Linked DNA regions of Homo sapiens: region 2 is linked to region 1. The links are chromatin loops, found by intact Hi-C in ENCODE. Cell type or tissue: endothelial cell of umbilical vein. All regions are shown on one strand. Links, peaks and the distances in the headings refer to the core of each region. The heading gives the core; the rest is flanking DNA.

What was found. A loop is a pair of places that touch in the nucleus more often than their neighbours do. Peaks named below come from ENCODE experiments on the same cell type or tissue, not always from the same donor. Only the 100,000 strongest peaks of a DNase experiment are listed, where the experiment ranks them.
Region 2: it touches region 1 in a loop (6-fold over the local background); 1 of 110 quality-filtered maps calls a loop at or near these places.

The regions. Positions count from the first base shown.
Region 1 is chr10:13,888,936-13,891,844 of GRCh38, reverse strand. All of the region lies in intron 2 of FRMD4A (FERM domain containing 4A), which reads left to right. Among named protein-coding and RNA genes, the nearest start is that of FRMD4A-AS2, 100 kb to the left of the region's middle. In endothelial cell of umbilical vein, for the core only: no CTCF peak of the experiment used is centred there; DNase peaks (open chromatin) are centred at 384, 554, 634 and 1,434; H3K4me3 peaks cover 2,500 bases; H3K27ac peaks cover 2,500 bases.
Region 2 is chr10:13,685,186-13,688,094 of GRCh38, reverse strand. All of the region lies in intron 15 of FRMD4A (FERM domain containing 4A), which reads left to right. Among named protein-coding and RNA genes, the nearest start is that of PRPF18, 100 kb to the right of the region's middle. RefSeq lists a silencer at 1,269-1,388. In endothelial cell of umbilical vein, for the core only: no CTCF peak of the experiment used is centred there; a DNase peak (open chromatin) is centred at 1,624; H3K27ac peaks cover 2,500 bases.

The DNA of each region.
Region 1 (2,909 bases), core at 117-2,616:
GCCAGGCTCGGCGCGAGAGGCGCGAGCGGGCTATGGGCTGACGCCGAGGGCCCGCGGCGGGGGCGGCGGCGGGGACGGGGCGGGGGCTCGCCAGCTGCGGGCGCCAAGGCCGCCTAGTAGGCCAAGGGCCTTCGCCCGGGCGAATGGGACGCCCGTTCCGGGGTACCAGCCGCTTGCAGCCAGAAGTTCCTCGGATCCCTTGGAAGCGCAAAAAATAAAAGGTAATGTGTCTTTGTTTCCCGGTCGCGGTGGCAGGGAGGCGACTGACGGCAGCCCTTCGCCTTCCGTGTTTTCACGCTGGGCCGGGGAAAAGGGACGCGCCGCTGCTTCTTTACTGGGGGCCTGGAGTCGTTTATTTCGCGTATGTTACAGTTTTTAAATGCAAATCCCACGTGGGGCACATACTGTGCTTTCTTCTGCAACCCTCCCCTCGGCACACACACACCTACTTTCCTTGGGCACCTCAGTCCCACGCTGTCTGAATCTACCCGGGGAGATAGGAAAGGACATGGCTTTAGGCAGAGCTGTGTAGGCTTTTTTTAAAACCATTTTCTGAGAGTGCCAGGGGAGCCCTTTCCTTTGGGTGCAGGACAGGGCGTTTCAGACAAGGGTGGCGGGGGCCAGCAGCCGATCGCCGGTGCCCGGGGCTGCTAAGATGGACTGCTTTTTACGTTCCAAATGGCTGCAGCAAGTTTGATGCAGAGAAAACGGACGCTCGGAAGGGGAGGAGAACAGAAGGGAACCCCCTTTAGTACGTGCTCATTTAAAATTGGCTAAATGCAGTGCTTCTATATTGGAGGCAGCTGCTCAAATGTTGGTGCACGTTGAATTCAGAAAAGATTCCCGGTGCTGCACCGAGAAAGCTGCGTGGGCTGCCTGTGCGTAACGAGCGACTTGGTGCCTTTTTCTCCAGTACCCTGTTAGCAGAGTAACTGTTCGTACATTCAGGCGTATTCTGCGAAATTTCCAAGGGATGGCTGTGCTAATAATAGCTCTGGCGACGGCTTCTTAATAGACATCCTCATTCTGAACGATGCAGCCATGCCAGCCCCCCGGGAAGTGCAGCTTGCTGAGAAACGAGAACCAATGCCCGCAAAGGACTCCCTGACCCCACCATGAATGGATGCGGCTCTGGCTCCCCTATGAATGGAGCATCCCAGTGGAGACGCTGCTACTGCTGTTTCTGGCTTCTTTCAGTTCGAATCCTCCTCACAGATAGTGATGAAAGGGGTTGCTCTGAAAACCTAGACAGGCACATTTCTAAGTCTGAGCTGGTCAGTGGTGACAGCCTGTTCTATCGGGAATACATCTGCCTGGACCTGATTGAGGGTTCAGCTGCTGGTACCCCCCTTCCACCTCTGCATCCGTAAGTCGTCCTTTTCCAACAGCATCACTGATCTGTGGGAAAGCACCGCTCAGAGAGCCCGGGACAAACTGCTGACTTCATCCTGGGAAGCCACTGCTGACCCTGGGGAAGTACCTTAGGAACTGGATACAGTAACCTGTCCCTTAGACTTCATGAAACTTAGCTGGGTATGCCGTCCTTCAAATGTGCAGCAAAGTGCTTTTGCATTGGGGGCAGCAGTCAGGGAGAGGAAGACACATTTCATTGTTTTGTTTTTGGTCTTTAAATTGTATCAAGCCCATTCGTAGCATTAAGCCCCATTTATGTTTGAGTGTGACTTGGACTTGGACAGGGCCAGAAGACCAAAGCCTCAAATCAACAGAAATCTGGTTTGGTTCTCAAAGTGTTACTTGTCTCTTGCAACCTAGAAGGTTAGGAGATGATCCAGTTTGTACACTGTCTTCTGTTAGATCCATTCTGTTGCAAAGGAAGTTTGGGTTTATTTAGGGCACAGCAGGAATGAGGGTCGTGTGACAAATAGGTTTGAATCCACTTGGTCCTGAGAAGTTAAATAGCTGCAATTAATTTAATTGGAGGCAATATTTGGACATGCTTTGAAATCAACGCTATATTGTCCAGCCAGTGAATACAATGTTGCCTCCAGATAAGTTAGAAAGAAGTAATGACTGGTGTATGAAGTTGTGTGGGTAGAAGTAATGTTTTAGGGAGAAAAAATTAAATTCTTATTCTTTCATTAAAGGGGAATTGTTTTAGTAGGAATAAGGATCAGAAAATCTCTCCACCCTCTTTTGTTCTGACCAAGTGTGATCTGCCGCTGCTATTGCTATATTGTTTTTGGCACTTGTCTTGAACTAATTTTATTAATAAGACTTGTTATTTATGGCACGGGTTCTCTTTGTAATTTGCAGACATTGTTATCAAGTCCCCTGATAACCTGGCAGGTGGCTGGTGCCATTAGCATGATCTCGTCATTGGGGAAACTGAGACCCCTTGAGGTTCAGTGAGTTGCTGATTTCATAATCCATGAGAACAGCATCCCAGATGTGCACAGCTCTCGATGTTATTGTCACAGCGAAGTTATAGCCTGAGGTCAAAGGGAAAGACATCCAGTGACTCCTTGCTTGGTTCTGGAACTTGGGGAGAGAGCTCTGTGGAATAGCAGATATGCAAGAGTTGCCAAGGAAAGAGCTCTTGAGTCAACCTTAAGGAGTGGATGCAAAAAGTGAGATTGGTTTGTGATGTGAAAGAAAGGGATATGGAAGGTTCAGGAGATCTCATATTGAGGGGACTTGCCAGGCTACCTTTGTCTTTAAGTAAGTGTTGGGTGAGACTACCATCAAAGATCGTTACTGCCTTTACTGCATGAATATACCACTTGTGTTTACATTGTTTATGCTGGTGCGTGTGTGTTTGCATCCGCACGTGCGTGCAGCATGCTTGTAGTTCAATTCACGTGTCCAGCAAGCCATATACTTACCCCTCATAAGACTTGCGTTTAGCCTGACGCATCATACTGAATGAAAGTATAATGGAGCAATTTACA
Region 2 (2,909 bases), core at 258-2,757, 200 kb after region 1:
GCTCATCACACTGCAGATGACTCAATGGCAGATGATTTCAGCGTAGTTAAAGTGATTGGTTAAGGCTTGAGATCAGGGCCCTGAATCCCGTAGTAGTGATACGCAGAGCTGTCCCCTGTGAGACCCCGTAGACCTGTATTTAAGTGGAGGCCCTTAGAGGTGGTGAACCATCTGAATCAGAGCTGTAAGCCTGTGTTGGAAGAAAAGGAATGAAATTCTCACCTCCCCATGCAGCACTGAGTGGCATTCAGATGGGAGGAAAGTCGTGGAACCCGCGTCCTGAATCCATTTGTGCAGGTGCTCAGTGCCTCTGTTATTGACCACTGGAGGGGGAGCAGGCAGGGTGCATTGGATTCACTCTGCCCTGTGACAGCCCAGTGATTGCTTCCACATTTGTAGCTGCGTCTCTCTGTTGCTTTCACTCCTAAGTCTTCAGGTAACACATTTGCAGAAAGTTCAGGTACAGTTTGAGAGAACAACTATGAATTCAAACCATCTGGTTAAGACATGTTCAGGGTCTTTTAAAAAAAGAATCCAAAATCCATGTTGAAAGAACTTGAATGGGTTTATTCCTTCCTTCCCATCTCATGTTACTTGAAATTCCAGAAAATGTTGGAGGGGAGAAAAAAGGGAATAACAACAACAAAGCAACAATAACTGGGTGTATCTTTGTAGGTGAAGACACACAGCCCATTCATAGCTTGTCTGAAAGTGAGACAGAGCCTGAGATTTGTTCTAAGTGTTGTTTTGGGGATTTGCCATCAGAGAACAGCTCATTCATTCATTCATTTTGTTTTTTGAGATGGAGTCTTGCTCTGTCGCCCAGGCTGGAGTGCAGTGGCATGATCTCGGCTCACTGCAACCTCTTCCTCCCGGGTTATCTGCGATTCTCCTGCCTCAGCCTCCTGAGCAGCTGGGACTACAGTTGCCCACCACCACATTTGGCTAATTAATTTTTGTATTTTTAGTAGAGATGGGGTTTCATGATGTTGGCCAGGATGGTCTCGAACTCTTGAGCTCAAGTGAGCTGCCTGCCTCGGCCTCCCAACATGCTGGGATTACAGGCTTGAGCCACCACACCTGGCCAAGCCATCAGAGAACAGTTCTGATTTCAATGGGAGTTAGGAGAGTTAGTTTTTGTTCTCAGGCTTTTTAAGGAAAATAGCACAAACCCACTTAGGAAATACCCAGTGTGCTGCAGGGACGTGTGGCTTGTTGTATTAACCACTGAAACGAATAAATGGGACTGCAGCATTTCTTAAATGAGATGATGAGGCTGATCTTGGCTTCTCGACTAGAAGTCTAGGGCCATAAACGACCCATTCTCTGTAAAACTAAGGGATATGTTGTGTTTTCAAGTAGGAATTTGGCTGTGTGATTACTGAGATGGCCATTGAGTCATCTGCAGTGTGATCAGCAAGATTGCGAAGAATCTGGTGATGGATCTTGGGTTTAAAAAACGAGAAATGAAACAAAACTTGCAGTCTGTCATTGTACCCTGGCTCTGACACTTTCTGTTCTGGGAGAAAACAGGTTGTGCTAAACATGGGCCTGGCATTGCCTGGGATCCGTCCACATTCAGTCCTCAGCTGTTGACACACTCCCATTCTCTGAATGCTAGCACTTCCTCCCATTGTTAAGGAGTTTATTAATAACTAATGTAACAATGAGAGTGCCAGCTATCTGACATCTCTCCAAACAGAGAGGGGAGCTGATAGGCTCTGTCAGCGTCATGATGGCGGCTGTGTTCAGCTCAGAATTCACTGCCTTGCGCTGATATAAATCACACGACGTTTTTCGGTTTTGTCTTCATCCCTTCTCTTTTGTCCTTCCTCCTTCTCCTCCCTGTATCTCTGTTCCTGGCCTTTTAAAGTCCTCCATTACCCATGGCCTGTGGCCTCTCCTTTTAGGTCTAACAATGGACAGGATTCCAGGGGCCTTAATTTTGGTCATAGCCTCTGCTCTGCCCCAGGGCGCAGCCAAAGTCGGATTGTGCCAGGGTTTGTTTATGCTGGACCGTGTGCCCAGGGAGAGCTGCGAAATCTCTTTCTGGGGAATGGATGGTTCTGGACATGTTTGAGCAGGACTGGCCTGAGTCAAAATTGAGAGGGAGACAGAGTCGTTATCCCTTTCTGTTCTTATTTTGGGGGAAATAAAGACAAAGTCATTTACACAGCTATATTTATCCCCTGAGGTGTTACTAATAAAGGAGCATTTGCCCACTAAAGGGAACCAGGACCAAATGACAATGTATAACCTAAATGAATGACTTTCCAATGATAACTTTTTTTTGAGACAGGGTCTCGCTCTGTCGCCCTGAGTGCAGTGGTGCAATGCTAGCTCACTCCAGCCTCAAACTCCTGGGCTTAAGCGATCCTCCTGCCTCAGCCTCCTGACTGGGTAGGACTGTGATGAAATTTTAAATACTAAAAAGAGATATAACTATCACTTCCCACGAGCGTTTCTCTGTTCCCATTTAGGGCCAGCCCTCTGTTGCAGTGCTCCTTTGCTGGGAGCACAGAATGAGGATGACTGAAATTCACAGTTAACCTGCAAACGTTGGTATTGCAATAGCCTAACAAGCTTGGACCCAGAAGATAGGTCAGCTCCCTCATTTCACAGCCTAAGAAATGGAAACTGTAGGATTTACAAACCATAGTTTCAGCTGGGTATTTTACTGGATGCTGCTAATTTTTTAAAATGAATGTTCAGTTATTTTTTTCCATTCTCCTCTCTCTCTGTTAAATTACATTTGCACTCTTCACCGAGTGCCAGTGAGCCATGGAATCTAGCCAGAAAGCAAAGCTCTTCCAGAGACTCCCAGCCACCATCAAAAGGTGCTTGGTTTTCAAAGAGCTTCAATTTCAATGCTCTCTGAAATGAACTATTTTATTTCTAAAATTTCTAAG